Regions from separate parts of the Homo sapiens genome. Here region 1 is linked to region 2. Evidence: read pairs that join two places in POLR2A ChIA-PET (ENCODE). Cell type or tissue: A673. All regions are shown on one strand. Each heading gives the region's core, and the rest is flanking DNA. Links, peaks and the distances in the headings are about the cores only. Region 1 has its middle 62 kb from the start of JARID2-DT. Region 2 has its middle 470 kb from the start of JARID2-DT.

The links. ChIA-PET counts read pairs that join two places held together with the same protein. Peaks named below come from ENCODE experiments on the same cell type or tissue, not always from the same donor. Only the 100,000 strongest peaks of a DNase experiment are listed, where the experiment ranks them.
Region 1: POLR2A ChIA-PET joins it to region 2 with 5 read pairs; 2 of 35 experiments call an interaction of 5 or more read pairs at or near these places.

The regions. Positions count from the first base shown.
Region 1 is chr6:15,179,354-15,187,765 of GRCh38, reverse strand. No RefSeq gene overlaps it. Among named protein-coding and RNA genes, the nearest start is that of JARID2-DT, 62 kb to the left of the region's middle. In A673, for the core only: no CTCF peak of the experiment used is centred there; DNase peaks (open chromatin) are centred at 2,485 and 7,035; H3K27ac peaks cover 3,226 bases.
Region 2 is chr6:14,773,749-14,782,160 of GRCh38, reverse strand. No RefSeq gene overlaps it. Among named protein-coding and RNA genes, the nearest start is that of JARID2-DT, 470 kb to the left of the region's middle. In A673, for the core only: no CTCF peak of the experiment used is centred there; a DNase peak (open chromatin) is centred at 4,310; H3K27ac peaks cover 1,257 bases.

The DNA.
Region 1 (8,412 bases), core at 314-8,313, 410 kb before region 2:
TTAGAGAAACAGACAAAGGGGACTATTTTCTTTCATGCTGATTCCCTAAATTTTTTTTTTTTGAGAGAAAGTCTCTGTCGCCCAGGCTGGAGTGCAGTGGTGCTATCTCGGTTCACTACAACTTCTGCTCCCTGGGTTCAAGCAATTCTTGTTCCTCAGCCTCCCAACTAGCTGGGACTACAGATGTGTGGCACCACGCCTGGCTAATTTTTGTTTTAGTCGAATTGGGGTTTGACCATTTTTTTTTTTTTTTTTGTAATATGGAGTCTCGCTCTTGTCAGCCAGGCTGTAGTGCAGTGGCACAATCTCTGCTCACTGCAAGCTCCCCCTCCCGGGTTCAAATGATTCTTCTGCCTCAGCCTCCCGAGTAGTTGGGATTACAGACGTACATCACCACGCCCAGCTAAGTTTTGTATTTTTAGTAAAGACAGGTTTCATCATGTTGACCAGGCTGATCTCGAACTCCCAACCTCAGGTGATCCACCTGCCTCAGCCTCCCAAAGTGCTGGGATTATAGGCGTGAGCCATCGTGCCCTGCCTGGGGCCTCTTTCCTAAGGCCTCCCATTCATGAGGGTTCTATTCTCATGACCTACTCACCTCACCTCCCAATGAACCCTAGCTTTTAATATCATCTCCTTGAGGGTTAGGTTTCAACGTATGAATTTTGGGGCAGCAAAAACTTTCAGAGTGCTGGTTGTGGTGGCTCACGCCTGTAATCCCAGTACTTTGGGAGGCCGAGGCAGGCAGATCACAAGGTTAAGAGATCAAGAACATCCTGGCCAACATGGTGAAACCCCGTCTCTACTAAAAATACAAAAATTAGCTGGGCTTGGTGGCATGAGCCTGCAGTCCAAGCTACTGGGGAGGCTGAGGCAGGCGAATCACTTGAACCTGGGAGGCGGAGGTTGTAGTGAGCCAAGATTGTGCTACTGCATTCCAGCCTGGTGACGGAGTGAGACTCCGTCTCAAAAAAAAAAAGAAAAGAAAAGAAAAAGAAAAAGAAAAAGAAAATTAGCCACGCGTGGTAGCGGGTGCCTGTAACGCCAGCTACTCCAGCAGCTGAGGCAGGAGAATCCCTTGAACCCAGGAGGCGGGGGTTGCAGTGAGCCTAGATCGTGCCACTGCACTCAAGCCTGGGTGATAGGGCGAGACTGCGTCTCAAAAAAAACAAAAAACAAAACAAAACAAAATAAAATTCAGACAATAGCACAATCTATATATGTGTGTGTGTGTGTGTGTGTATATACATACATATATATGTGTATATATATATATCCTTTTTTTTTTTCAGACAGACTCCCATGTTTAAGCTATTCTTAGCCTCCCAAGTAGCTGGGATTACAGGCGCACACCACCATGCCCGGCTAATTTTTGTATTTTTAGTAGAGATGGGGTTTCACCATGTTGGTCAGGCTGGTCTCGAACTCCTGACCTCGTGATCTGCCCTCCTTGGCCTTGCAAAGCGCTGGGATTACATGTGTGAGCCACCACACCCGGCCAGCACAGTTTATTTAAATTTCCCCATTTGTCTCCAAAATATCCTTTATACTATTTTCCCCTGATTTAGAATCCAATCAAGGTACATGCATTGCATATGATGATCTTGGTTTTTTTTTTTCAGATGGAGTCTTGCTCTGTTGCTCAGGCTGGAGTGCAGTGGCATGATCTCTGCTCATTGCAACCTCCGCCCACCTGGTTCAAGTAATTCTCCTGCCTCAGCCTCCTGAGTAGCTGGGATTACAGGTGCTCACCACCATGCCCAGCTACTTTTTGTACTTTTAGTGGAGATGGGGTTTCACCATGTTAGCCAGGCTGGTCTCGAACTCCTGACCTCGTGATCCACCCACCTTGGCCTCCCACAGTACTGGGATTACAGGTGTGAGCCACCATGCCTGGCCTATTTATTTTTAAAATCAAAATGAATTCAAGCAAATTGGTTATGTCCATAATTGAGAATCTTTTTGTGAACACCATAACTTTTTTCTTTCTTTCTCTCTCTTTCTTTCTCTCTTTTTCTTTCTTTCTTTCTTTGTCTTTCTTTCTTTCTTTCTTTTCCTTCCTTCCTTCCTTCCCTTTCTTTTTCCTTCCTTCCTTTTTTTTTTTTTTTTTTTTTGAGATGGAGTCTCACTCTGTCGCCCAGGCTGGAATGCAGTGGTGATATCTCGGCTCACTGCAAGCTCTGCCTCCCGGGTTCACGCCATTCTCCTGCCTCAGCCTCCTGAGTAGCTGGGACTATGGCGACCGCCACCATGCCCAGCTAATTTTTTGTATTTTTAGTAGAGACAGGGTTTCACCATGTTAGCCAGGATGGTTTCGATCTCTGGACCTCATGATCCGCCCACCTCAGCTTCCCAAAGAGCTGGGATTACAGGCATGAGCCACCGCGTCCGGCTCACTCCTTCCTTCCTTCCTTCCTTCCTTCCTTCCTTCCTTCCTTCCTTCCTTCCTTTCTTGATGGAGTTTTGTTCTTGTTGCCCATGCTGGGGTGCAATGGGGTGGTCTCAGCACACTGCAACCTCTGCCTCCCCGCCTCGGCCTCCCAAAGAGCTGGGATTACAGGCATGAGCCACCTCGTCTGGCTCCTTCCTTCCTTCCTTCCTTCCTTTCCTCCCTCCCTCCCTCCCTCCCTCCCTCCCTCCCTCCCTCCCTCCCTCCTTCCTTCCTTCCTTCCTTCCTTCCTTCCTTCCTTCCTTCCTTCCTTGATGGAGTTTTGTTCTTGTTGCCCAGGCTGGGATGCAATGGCGTGGTCTTAGCTCACTGCAATCTCTGCCTCCCAGGTTCAAGTGATTTTCCTGCCTCAGCCTCCAAAGTAGCTGGGATTACAGGCGCATGCCACCACACCTGGCTAATTTTTGTATTTTTAGTAGAGATGTGGTTTCACCATACTGGCCAGGCTGGTCTTGAACTCCTGGCCTCAGGTGATACACCTGCCTCAGCCTCCCAAAGTTCTGGGATTACAGGTGTGAGCTACCGTGCCCAGCAGAGAGATTTGGCTAGAGACTTTGCCAAGGGGCACCTGTGAATTGGGCAGGTTCAATACCTGTCCTTACAAAGCTCTGAGTGCAGTTCAGGAGCCAGACATCATACATGTAGTCATAATAGTGAGTCATTCATGTCACTGATGGTAAGTGCTCTGAAGAGAAATGCTGTTGACAGAGAATAACAGAGATCTCATCTCAAAGGGGGCCAGAGATGGTGAAAGGAAGAAAGGGGAAAACCCAAGGCAGGTTCTCTGAGGAAATGACTTTTAGGTTGAAACGGGGAGGAGGGGGAATCCACCACCAGGTAAAATGTGGAGTGGGGGGGGGGTTCTCTTTTAGAACTACATTTTCTTTTTCGTTTTTTTCCTTTTTTAGAAAAAGATAAAACATATTTGCAGAGATTGCTAGTCCGCTAATGACTTCTCTGCCCTTCTTCCTTGTCAGAGAACCCCGTTGTCACTCATAATGGCTACATTTCCAGCAATCTTTGCAGTTGCTTATGGCCATGTGATTAATTGTGGCCATTGGAAGTGCCACTTCTGGAATGCACCCTTAAAGAGAGGTGGTATTCCTCTTTCACCAACCTCCCTCTCCCCTGTGACTTGGAACAGGGCCTCAGTGTTGAGCCATCTTCACTCATGTGGCAGGCCAACACCTGTGGGTGGCAGAATGGCAACTGGGGCCACTCCACCACCCCAAGTGCCAACAGTCATGCTTATATCTGAGGCTGAAATAAGCTACTGTCTCATGTATGCCTTTTTTTTTTTTTTTTTGGCAGGGCAGGGGGGAGATGAAGTTCTGTTATATACAATTGAACTTAAATCCTAAGCAAATACAGTATATAATACTTAGCAACACATTTAAATTGAATAAAAGAGAGTATGATAAATATGAATTCTTCTTATCACCCATACACCTCAGAGTTGATTTTAAGACACAAGGAGCGGCCTGGCACCCTGGCTCATGCCTGTAATCCCAGCACTGTGGGAGGCTGAGGTGGGCGGATCACTTGAGGTCAGGAGTTCCAGACCAGCCTGGCCAACAGGGTGAAACCCTGTCTCTACTAAAAATACAAAAATTAGCTGGGTATGATGGTGGGTGCCTGGGAGGCTGAGGCAGGAGAAACACTTGAACCCGGGAGGCGGACGTTGCGGTGAGCTGAGATCTCGCTGCTGCACTCCAGCCTGGGAGACAAAGGGAGACTCCATCTCAAAAAAAAAAAAAAAAAAAAAGAAGAAGAAGGAGGCTGGTCACAGTGGCTCACGCCTCTAATCCCAGCACTTTGGGAGGCTGAGGTGGACAGGTTGCTTGAGGCCAGGAGTTCGAGACCAGCCTGGGCAAAATGGCAAAACTTTGTCTTTACAAAAAATACAAAAATTATTTGGGCGTGGTTGTGTGCACCTGTAGTCCCAGCTACTCAGGAAGCTGAGGTGAAAGGATTGCTTGAGCCCAGGGGGCAGAGGTTGCAGTGAGCCAAGATCACTCCACTGCGCTTTAGCCTGGGTGATAGAGCCAGACCTTGTCTCAAAATAGAATTAAAAAAATAAAGTCTGGGCTTAGTGGCTCACACCTGTAATGACAGCACTTTGGGAGGCCAAGGCTGCACTCCAGCCTGGGAGACAGAGCAAGACTCCATCTCAAAAAAAAAAAAAAAAAACCAAAAAAAAATTAAAAGAAAAAATATTAAATAAAATTAAATATCTGGATTCCCTAGTATAACATCCTTTGCCACCTACATCTAGAATAAAGTGTTATCTTGCAGCCTGTGGTCCTTTTTTTTTTTTTTTTTTGAGACAAATCTCCCTCTGTTTTGGCTCACTGAAACCTCCGTTTCCCGGGTTCAAGTGATTCTCCTACCTCAGCTTCCCAAGTAGCTGGGACTACAGGTGTGTGCCATGAGGCCTGGCTAATTTTTTTGTATTTTTAGTAGAGACGAGGTCTCACCATGTCGCCCAGGCTGGTCTTGAACTCCTGAGCTCAAATGATCCACCTGCTTCAGCCTCCCAAAGTGCTGGGATTACAGGTATAAGCCACCACATCTGGCCCGTGTGGTCCATTTAAAAATAAACTTTTGTTAAAAATATATATATATATATTATAGTGGCTCATGATCTCTTCAGATTTTTCACTCAGCCATTCCTACCTTAGCTGTGAATTTGCTCAGCTGCTCTGGTTTTTGTTCTACTCTAATTTCTGTATCACCTGGAATCAAACCAACTCATTTGAAAAAAAAAAAAAAAAAACTTCATGATCCTGAGAGATGAAGATCAAACTTCATGTGTGCAGTGATTGGTCCCTAAAGCAGGAGGACCAGGCTGTCTTTTGCCACGACCACTGGGCCTTGATCAAAGTGTCTGGGGACGTCCCTCCTGCCTTGGTCCCAGTTCATATTGCTGACTTTTTGTATTGCTACCTGATATCTGAGGTCACTTTAGACTCTGGCTACTTTGGGAGCAATGTTTGAAGAGATCCAGCCCAGAGCTCTGGTTTTATGGCATTTTGGATCTGTGAACCATCTTACTCATCACCAACTGAAGTGACCCCACGCATCCCCACCTTCCCACCACCACACACACGTACAGACAAAGCAAACCTCCATCTGACAAGTGACTTTTGTTGAAAAATCAACACAGTGGTTCTTTTTTTTTTGTTTTTGAGACGGGGTCTCACTCTGTCACCCAGGCTGGAGTGCAGTGGCACAATTTCGGCTCACTGCAACCTCTCCCTCCCGGGTTCAAGCGATTCTCCTGCCTCAGCCCCCTGAGTAGCTGGGATTACAGGCGGCCGCCCCCATCCCCAGCTAATTTTTGTATTTTTGGTACAGTCGGGGGTTTCACCATGTTGACTAGGCTGGTCTCGAACTCCCAACCTCAGGTGATCCAACTGCCTCAGCCTCCCAAAGTGTTGGGATTACAGGCGTGAGCCACTGCGCCTGGCCTAACACAGTGGTTCTTAACTTTTACTATTATTTCACTTGATAAGCAAAAGCATAAACATAAATTCCAGAAAAGTGAAACTACCTGAAGAACACATGGACATTATTCATGGATCCTCTTGTGAGAAGTGCTTGTCCATTTGTGATGCTACAGCGTTCCTTAACATTGTGAGAAATACCCAAATACTACCAGTATTAAACTGTGCTACACACACATACACACAGACACACACACACTCAGAGCTTGCCATCTATTTCTCTACAATGCAACTGGGTTCACATGGGATTAAGACTAATTATAAACTGAGCGCGGTGGCTCACGCCTGTAATCCCAAAACTTTGGGAGGCTGAGGCGGGTGGATCACCTAAGGTCGGGAGTTTGAGACCAGCCTGACCAACATGGTGAAACCCCATATCTACTAAAAATACAAAAAAATTTAGCTGTGCATGGTGGCCGGCACCTGTAGTCGCAGCTACACAGGAAGCTGAGGCAGGAGAATTGCTTGAACCTGGGAGGCAGAGGCTGCAGTGAGCTGAGATCGCGCCACTGCATTCCAGCATGGGCGACAGATCGAGACTCCATCTCAAAAAAAAAAAAAATACTAATTATAGAAATAAATAGATTATGGGAGCCTTGGTTGCACTGTCATAAAATCAATTCATATCTGTGTGGGTCCAAGAGTTTACTTGGCACCATTTTCTCTCTCTTTTTTGAGACGGAGTCTTGCTCTGTCGCCCACGCTGGAGTGCAATGGTGTGATCTCGGCTCACTGCAACCTCTGCCTCCCAGGTTCACGCCATTCTCCTGCCTCAGCCTCCTGAGTAGCTGGGACTACAGGTGCCCGCCACCAAGCCTGGCTAATTTTTTTGTATTTTTAGTAGAAACGGGGTTTCACCATGTTAGCCAGGATGGTCTCGATCTCCTGACCTCGTGATCTGCCCGCCTTGGCCTCCTAAAGTGCTGGGATTACAGGCGTGAGCCACCGCTCCCGGCCACTTGGCACCATTTTCAACATGACTGAAGGGATTCATCCTGCCTTACAGAGAAAGTCAGCTGGAGAGTTAAATGTACAATCTCATAATCGGATTTGTGCTCTGGCTTAGTTGATTCTGAAAAGAATTCAGTCAAATAAAAGCAATGCATTAGAGAATACTATATTGAGCAAAAGATTTTGTGAAATAGCACAGATCCATTGACCATAAGTAATTAGTCAATTTAGCATTCCACTACTATTAATTGAACTTCTGTAGAGCGAGGGGGACTATTGTGAGGGAAACATAAGACTCGGGTCACAACGATGTGTGTTCATGTTCTAGTGATCATTTGCATTAGGTCCCAACCTTTTTGCTGGAAAAACATTGTTTTTGAGTAGTTGCTTAAAGGTACATTACAGTGGTCACTTTAAGAATAGCAGTGAGGCCAGGCACAGTGGTTCATGCTTGTAATCTTAACACTTTGGGAAGCTGAGGCAAGTGAATGGCTTGAGCTCATGAGTTCGAGACCAGCCTGGGCAACATGGCGAGGACCTGTCACTACAAAAAATACAGAAAGCAGCCAGGTGTGGTGGCAGGCCCCTGTAGTCCCAGCTACTTAGGAGGTTGAGGTAGGAGGATCACTTGAGCCCAGGTTGTCGAGGCTGCAGTGAGCCCAAATGGTGCCACTGCCCTCCAGCCTGCATGAGAAAGTGAGACTTTGTCTTAAAAAAAAAAAAAAAAAAAAAAAGCAGTGAAGGCCAGGTGTGCTGCTTCACACCTGTAATCCCAGCACTTTGGGAGGCTGAGGCAGGAGGATCCCTTGAGGCCATGAGTTTGAGACCAGCCTGGGCAGCAACATAGTGAGATTCAATCTCTACATTTTACAAAAGAATAAAGATTAAATATGTGCGTGTGTGTGCGTGTGTGTATTTATGTGTGTGTGTGTGTGTATATATATATACTTTTTTTTTTTTTTGAGATGGAATTTTGCTCTATTGCCCAGGCTGGAGGGCAGTGGCACAATCTCAGCTCACTGCAACCTCCACCTCCTGAGTTCAAGCAATTATCCTGTCTCAGCCTCCCAAGTAGCTGGGACTACAGGCGCACGCCACCATGCCCGGATAATTTTTGTATTTTTAGTAGAAATGGGCTTTCACTATATTGGTCAGGCTGGTCTCAAACTCCTGACCTTAGGTGATCCACCCACCTCGGCCTTCCTAAGTGATGGGATTATAGGCGTGCCCAGCCTAAAATATTTTTTAGAAGTTAAAAAGAAAACAACATTAGCAGTGTAAACAGGGATTTGACCTGAGGCTGCTTTTAGCCCTCACTGTCCATTCTCACACAAGGTCCCTCAAGGTCTAGCGCCTGCCTCTCTCTGCAGTTTCCTGTCTCAGCACGTATCCTCTCTCTCTGTTCTACAGCCAACTGAACTATAGCTCCCTGTGCCTTTACACAAGTTACTCACTCTTCTTGGACTGCTTATCTTTCCCTTTTGACTTAATTCCTTCTCATTCTTC
Region 2 (8,412 bases), core at 99-8,098:
CCGCTATGTTGTATCGAAGGCTGGGAAGATGGGCCCGCCTGCAGCAGGTGTCAGAGCTACGACAGCGACATTCAGACCCAGGCTCCACTGCACATGCAGTTTTTCTTGCCTCTTATGCTCCATTCCCTCCCTCCTCCTTACTTGTGTAACTTCTTATCTTTTGGGCATCAGTTTCTTCTGGGATGCTCTTCCTGAACAGTCAGGTTAGGAGCCCCACGTCAGGGTCTCTGGGCGCCCTGTTCTTATCTGTGTCACTGCCGTCAACAGTGTGTGTCATAATTGCCACTTGACTCAGCCATTGCACTTCCTCAGCCTACATCCAAGAGGAAAGAGACTGTCTCTCATCCCTCATTTCACTCCCAGGATCTATCACGGTGCCTGGCACCCAAGAGGGCATCTGTGATGATTTGTTTATGGAGAATGACTCCATGTGTCCTGGCCACCCTCTGTTAGATTAATTGTTCCTCTTATTCATGCATTTGTTAAATATTGACCAATCAAATATCCATTGTTCAAAAAGTAGGCGTTGCCTAAAGATGGGACAGAGTACTGGGTCCTGTTAGGGATTTAGAGAGGAGCTCATTGCACCCTCCCCTCAAGGACCTTATGGCTAGTGGCTTCCCTGTCCCTGTTGTGTTTGTTTTTAACCCTCAGATGCAGAAGTCCAGGCCACAGCACACTCTAACCTTTGATTTCTTCAAGGCCCTCCTTTGTTTTCAGGCTTTGCTTTTATTCTCATCCCCACCTCTATTTTTGTCCTCTTTGTAGGTAACCAGTTTAACACGTTTGTTTGTAGTATTTTATTTGCCTGTATTCTTGTAAGATGTATTGTAAACGTGTTTTGCATTTACGAATATGGTACACAAACAACCTCCTTCTGCTTCTCACTTTTTCTGCCCGGCATGTTGTCGTGATGTGTGTTGCTACGTGTGGGGAGGAGGTGGTGTCTTCTCGCTGCTGTATAGTACTCCAGCCTGTGCTCCTCTGCTGTCTCATCTGCTTCTGCAGTGATGAGGCCCTGGACTGCCTCCAACTCCCCATTACACAAGTGCTGCCATGAACATCCTTATACATGTTCCCCTTGACTTATGGGAGAATCCCTAGGAATTAGCGGCATACAGGGATGCCCTGTGTCTCAGGGACAGGATTGCTGGGTCATAGCATACGTCCATCCTTATGTTGGCTGAGTGCTGCCAGATTCTTTCCAGAATGGCTGCCCCAATCTTGTAGGCTGGCAGGAGTTCCTTGTATGTATTCTAGATCGTAGTCCCTTGTCAGTTTTCACATTGCAGATATCTTCTTCCAATATGTTGTTTGTTCGCTTTGTTTATGGTGTCCCTTGCTTTAAAAAAAAATCCTTTGATTTTTTTTCTTTTTTAAAAATGCATGACAGAGATTGATTTGGAATGGCCCTAAATGATCCTTTGATTATGAGCAAAACCAGGGAGCTTTTTACCTTAACTAACATAAATTTTGCTATGTTTCGAGACATAGGCATAGATAGCATTGCACACAGGTGGACCTTAGCATGCCTGAATGAGTTAATCAGTAGAGTTTAAATGCAGAGAAATCTTTAAGTATTAATCTTAAAACTATCTAAATGTCAGTCTGTTTTGGAGATAGGGTTACAAGTGTTGTAAATAGGAAGTCATGCACATTTTTGATAAGCCCTGTAAATCATCAAAACAAAATAAAAGAAAGGAATACTCTTGAGAAAGCATTTGTCACCCTGGGGCTCAGGGGCCAGGTCTCAGAAAGGCTGAGAGAAAGAGCCATATTGGTTTTCCCTTGGGCAGGCCTCTGCTTACACTGTTTGTGAGAATTCAGAAGCAACCTCCTTGGTAGTTCCTATTGGCTCTGTGTATTTGATCTTGGCCAGCAGGTAGCCTGTTAGAGTTAGCAAAGCTTCCAAGGATTGTATTTTTTAAAAAATATAATATCTTGATATGTGTCAAGAGCATGTCTTAGTTCATTTTCTGTTGCTATCACAGAATGCTTGAGACTGTGTAATTTCTAAAGCAAAGAGGTTTATTTCTTACAGTCCTAGAGTCTGGGAAGTCCAAGATTGGGAGGTCTCATGATCCAATCATCTCTTAAAGTCCCCGCCTCTTAATACTGTTACATTGAGGATTAAGTTTCAATATGAGTTTCAGAGAAGACAAACATTCAAACCATAGCAAGGCCTTTATGATCCAGTCCCAATAACAATTTAATTCAATCCTTCCAGGCCCTCCTTCCTTCTGTTTGATGGAAAGCCACATCAAATCCTATATTGCAGTTCCCCTTAGCGTGCCACCTGTGTGCCCAGGCTGGTGTCTCTGCCTGGAAGGAACATCCACTTCATGGACTTTTCCCCATGCTCAAGGCCCAGCTTAAGCTGCATCTCATCTATGAAACTCCATACCCTTCCCCTTGTGCCATCCACATGCTACTACTGTATCAAGTACACAGCTCAATTAGTGCAGATACTGCAAGGTATTGCAGTTATTATACATCTGGCTGCCCCAGTTCCACTTAACTTTGAGCTTCTTGAGGGAGGAATAGGGTCGTGTTCACTATGCGGCACCAATAGACCCTCACACATACACAGAGACCCAGTAATTCTCTCCAACGTGAGAGAAATCTGTTTTCTTGCCCATTAAAGATTACCATCTGTTAACCTTGATCCTCAGGCTTTTAAAATACCAACTAACTAATCTGATGAGTGAATTCATGCTATTGTGTTACGGGTTTAGTGTGTAAAATCTTCTACATGATATTTACGTCTTAAAAGAAAATTTTTGAAAACAGAGGACAGGACTCATTAATATAGAAGAATGACTATAACAATGGAATTTATAAATAGCAACACATTGACTAGGAAGGGTAGGGGATGTTTGGGGGTAGGCAGTTCTTTCAATGCCGTAAAAATTACCCCACCTCTACAAAATATCGATATTTAGGGATGCATTGAGTTTGTACACAGAGTTAGTCTTTTCCTCCAAGTTTCTCAATAACAGAAGTAGATAAATATATAGCACATGAAATCTTTGAGTACCTATGAGTCAAATTTAATCATGACAACAACACACTGACACTTGTCCCTGAATAAGATGTGTTTGATGATACGTTTTGTTGCTAGAAATTTGCTGCTGGAGGAGGTAGAAATAATGTAGGAGGCATAGGAATGTTTCTCTTCAAGATGAAGATTTACTTCTTAGGATTCTCAGTGGGGATTTTCTTTCCTGGCTTTTCTTTTTCATTCCTGAACATCAGCGGAAAGGTCCTTAATCCATGAATGCGGACGTCAGCTGGACAGGTCAGCCCTAGAGACAGGATGCTCCATTGGGCACGTAGGCAGCACTCTCTCTCCATCTCCCTTTTCTATCTGTTTTTGTATTATTCTCCTTTCTTCTCTTAGCTGGATGACTTTATCTGCCCCTCAGTCTATCTGATAGAAAACACACACCTTAGTGTCTACCTCTTGCTATTCCAAAGTCCTGGGGTCTGGAATTTGAGATTCTCACTGGTCTGGCACGCGTCTGGTGCTCACTCTGGTCCCAGTCAACATGGCTCGGAGTATGGGGCCGTGTTGAACAGGCATGGCTACCGGGAGCTCCCTGTGACCAAGGCAGGAGTGGAAGGGAGCTCTGGAAAGAAGACCTGTGCACGCACTGTCACCAGCGTCCACTATGACAGCAACCTTTATATGCGAAAAGGTTTTCTGGGCACTCGCCAGATCATTTTTGAGAAATACCCATTTCTCTTTCAGCCCAATACTCCAAAGAGGAGAAAGAAATGGACACAACTTGGAACATGTTATGATAGGAGTCCCTGTTCTGTTATAGCACACTTGTCTTGGTATCACAATATACCTACATATGTGTGTACCTGTACAGAATTGCATATTGTCAGAGACTGTAGTGCAAACATATATCCTCTTGGGAATCCAGCATATGAGCTTCCCAATACACACCCTACACAAAAATCTCCCAAGGAAAGCAAATAATTTCAAGTTTTAGGAAAGAGCAGCGATTTGTTATGATAATAGCGTTCAACAAGTATAGCATTCTAGATTCAAAGGAAATGCCTTGTGGAAAAAAAAAAAGTGCTAAAATGGCTTGATTGGGGTTTTAATGAGAGTTTGTTTCTCCTCTACTCCACCCTTCATTCTCTCCCACCCCCAGTTATTTTCTCCAGCAAGCCAGTCAAGAGCCCTGTGCTGGGAACACTGAGAGAATGTTAACAATTCAACTCTACCAATTAATTGCCGCAACTTTCTCCATCCTGCTCAGCAGGGTCTCTCTTGCAGGCTGCTGAAAACCTAACAATGCACTTTACCGTTGTGAATGCGTAATGATGTGTTCATCAGGGGGCTTAAAAACCCTTGGGGCTACAATATCCACTTCTCGGCACCCATTATAGAGGCTAGAGTATGTCTTACGTGACAGTAAAATGTGAAGCAGGAATGCCGTCTTTAAAGAGAAAAGGCAACACCCAGGAGATACAGGAATCGCACAGTCATGCTGACTTAAAATACACATGTAAACACTCACTGTGCCCCTGGTGTCCTGTCCATAAATAAAATGGCTTGCTCAAGAAACCAGGTTTGAAGTGGAGGTTTGCCGTCACTCCCCAGATCTGTATGGAAGTGTCAGAAGTGGAGTCAGCTAGTTAGTTCACCCCAATAGGTACTGAGAGCTATTAAGTCTGTACCACTGTGTCGGGAGAGACCAGGAGGAATCGAGCAGGTATGAGTCTTTCTTTTTTTCTTTTTTTTTTTTTTTTTTAGACGGAATTTTGCCCTTGTTGCCCAGGCTGGAGTGCAGTGGCACGATCTCGGCTCACCGCAACCTCCGCCTCCAGGTTCAAGTGATTCCCCTGCCTCAGCCTTCTGAGTAGCTGGGATTACAGGCATGCACCGCCATGCCCGGCTAATTTTGTATTTTTAGTAGAGATGGGGTTTCTCCATGTTGGTCAGGCTGGTCTCGAACTCCCGACCTCAGGTGATCCACCTGCCTCGGCCTCCCAAAGTGCTGGGATTACAGGCGTGAGCCGCTGCGCCTGGCCCAGGTACGGGTCTTTCATATGGAGCTTCTAGTCAGTTATTGGTGACAAAGTGCAGAGGTAAAGGGTGAACAGATTTAGGGGAAGACAGAAGCCTGAGGATAATTAAGTACCAAATTAGTATCACTAATAGTGAGTGCTGCTTTTAGTCGCAGTTCAGTATAAAGGAGGAAGGAAAGAGGAGAGAATTGGATTTTCTTGTCTGTTTTTGCCTAATTGGGTATGATGGATGTGTTTGCCCAGGAACACCACACAGAGATTTAGGGAAGAAAGTGATAAATTCTGTTGTGAAAACAGGGACATAGAAAGGGCCCTGAAGGAGTTGGTTTTTAAAATCCAGCTGAATGTCACTGTAAATTTTACAGTTTGATGTTGTGTTTCTAACAGTGGTTCTCAATCAGGAATGGTTTTGAATATTGCAGGTTAGGTGGGAATCACTGATTGAAGGAAGGGGAAAGGCAGGGAGAAAAGTTCCAATAGAAGGCACAGGACACAAAATAGTTACAAATGAATGGGGGAGTAATGTCTTCTGCAAGTGAAATGTTCTCCAGGTTTAGAGTGATCTCATTTTACAGGCAAATGCCTGGGAATTTGATAAGACTGTCAACAATCCACTTCCCCTACAACTAAACCTCATTTTGATAACTCGGACTGTGCAGTGGTTTGTACTCCCACCACCAGCTCTCTAAACCCAACGAAATGTATCTACAGGACAGGTAGTCTTTTTTTAGGTTGATCTTGGACTGGCACGGAGAAAGAAAGGTTTGGATCACTGCTGTGGTTTGAATGTCCCTGTCAAAACTCTTGTTGAAATTTAGTTGTCAATGTAACATTATTGGGAGGTGAGGTCTCTAAGAGGTGATTCGCTCATGAGGGCTCTGTCTTCATCAGTGGGTTGGTGCAGGTATCATAAGACTGGGTTAGTTATTGTGGGAGTGGCTCCCGAGAAAAGGATGAGCTTGGCCTGATTTCCTCTCTCCCATCTCATATGCTTGTTCATCATGTGATGCTTTTCACAATAGAATGATCCCTACCAGATGTCAGCACCATGCTCTTGGACTTACCAGTCTTAAGAACTCTGAGAAATAAATCTATTTTCTTTGTAAATTATGCAGTTTGTGGTATATTTTTATAGCAGCAGAAAATGGACTAAGACAATCACAAGTTTCAATTGTGATCCAAGGGTCAGGAAAGGGATTCTGGTAGGATAAACTGTCCTTGCTTCTTCACACTCACCCTATCTATTCAAAGACTCTGGCATCTATACAAAACAAACCAGAAAAAAACTTAATGAGAGCTGGAGATGGCAGAAAGAGAGTCACTTATAGCTAGTGTGATGACTGTCACAGGTTGTATCAGGCCCAGGAAAGAGTAAACAGCTCCGTCATACTATCATGCCACAGCTCATGAAGGGGGATGGTCAAAGTCACAGAGACTCTAGGGATATTCTTTCTTCACATGAGATTACATTGTGGTGTTTCCAAGGGAAATTAATGCTTGACTTGGCAAGGTGTTCTTTGCAATTTCCAAATAAACCAGTTGGGAGTTAGCCAGAGTGCTCTTAGAGTAAATTAAGATATTAAATTGGAATTGGGCACCCAATGTTGTTTTCATTTACAGAACTGGAGCTCATCCCTACTCTGCTCATGCCTCAAACCTCCACTCAGTCCCACCAAAGTTGAGGCATTTGTAAGAAGCAAGTGGGAATCCAAGGTGCAGAACTCCTTTCCTGGTTAAGAGGGGTGGAATTTGCAGAGGGAAGGAGAGGGTACTCCATGCACTGAGACTTAGTAAAAAGGACTATGGAATAAAAGGGGGGAAATCGAAGTGAGAGTGAGAAATATGAATGAAGGAGTTGGTTTTTAAAATCCAGCTGAATGTCACTGTAAATTTTACAGTTTGATGTTATGTTTCTAACCTAACGGTTCTCAATCAGGAATGGTTTTATGTTGTTGTTTTGTTTTGTTTTTGTGTTTGTTTTTGAGACGGAGTCTCACTCTTGTTGCCCAGGCTGGAGTGCAATGGCGTGATCTTGCTCATTGCAACTTCTGCCTCCCAGGTTCAAGCGATTCTCCTGCCTCAGCCTCCCGAGTAGCTGGGATTACAGGCATGCACCACCATGCCTGGCTAATTTTTTGTATTTTTAGTAGAGATGGGGGTTTCTCCATGTTGGTCAGGCTGGTTTCGAACTCACGACCTCAGGTGATCCGCCTGTCTCGGCCTCCGAAAGTGCTGGGATTACAGCCGTGAGTCACCGCGCCCGGCCAGGAATGGTTTTAAACATTGAAGGTTAGGTGGGGATCACTGACTGAAGGAAGGGGAAAGGCAGGGAGAAAAGTCAACTTTTCTTCTCCTGGCAGAGCTCAGCTCAGGAAGACCTTCTTCTCTTGTTAGCGGGAAGGAATAATTAACTTAGACAAAATGAAAATTTCAGTTCCTGCTCTGCCATACTGCTCTTTTTACAATAAAATTATCCAGAATATATAATAAAAAATAACTTCCCTAATAGTAACAAAAACTATATAATATTTAGGAATTTCTTTGATCAAGATTATATCGGACTTCTCTGGAAAAATATTTTAAAACTTTTATAGGAGGCATAGAACATGATATCAATAAATATTGTGTCCTTGGATGAATAATTCAATGTTATAAAGATTGCAGCTCTTCCCAAATTAGTTTATCATCTCAATGCACTCTCAAATCAAAATTCTAGTTGGATTTTTTTTCCCCAAGAACTACAGAAATTTTGGAAGGAATAAAGATTGACAAATAGGTAAGTCAATTTTCTGTTTGTTTGTTTTGAAACGGAGTTTCGCTTTTGTTGCCCAGGCTGGAATGCAATGGCGTGATCTTGGCTCACCGCAACCTCCGCCTCCCGGGTTCAAGCGATTCTCTTGCCTAAACCTCTTGAGTAGCTGGGATTACAGGCATGCGCCACCACGCCTGGCTAATTTTTGTGTTTTTAGTAGAGACGGGGTTTCTCCATGTTGGTCAAGGCAGGTCTCGAACTCCCGACCTCAGGTGATCCGCCCGCCTCGGCCTCCCAAAGTGCTGGGATTACAGGCGTGAGCCACTGCGCCCGGTTGGTAAGTCAATTTTAAAAAGAAAACAAAAATAAAAGGGGAATTTATCGAGATATTAAAACTTGCAACAAAGCCATAGTAATACAAATCATATGCATTAACATATATATAGACCAATGGAACACGATAGGAAGCTCAAAGACAGACCCAAGCATATTAGAAACAATGATGAGACACCACACATTACTGGGAAATTGCTTGAATGACTGCCAGAAAAGCTCTGCACAGAAAAGGTAAAAATGAGATCCCCACCTTACACAGCATGCAAAAGTAGACTCTA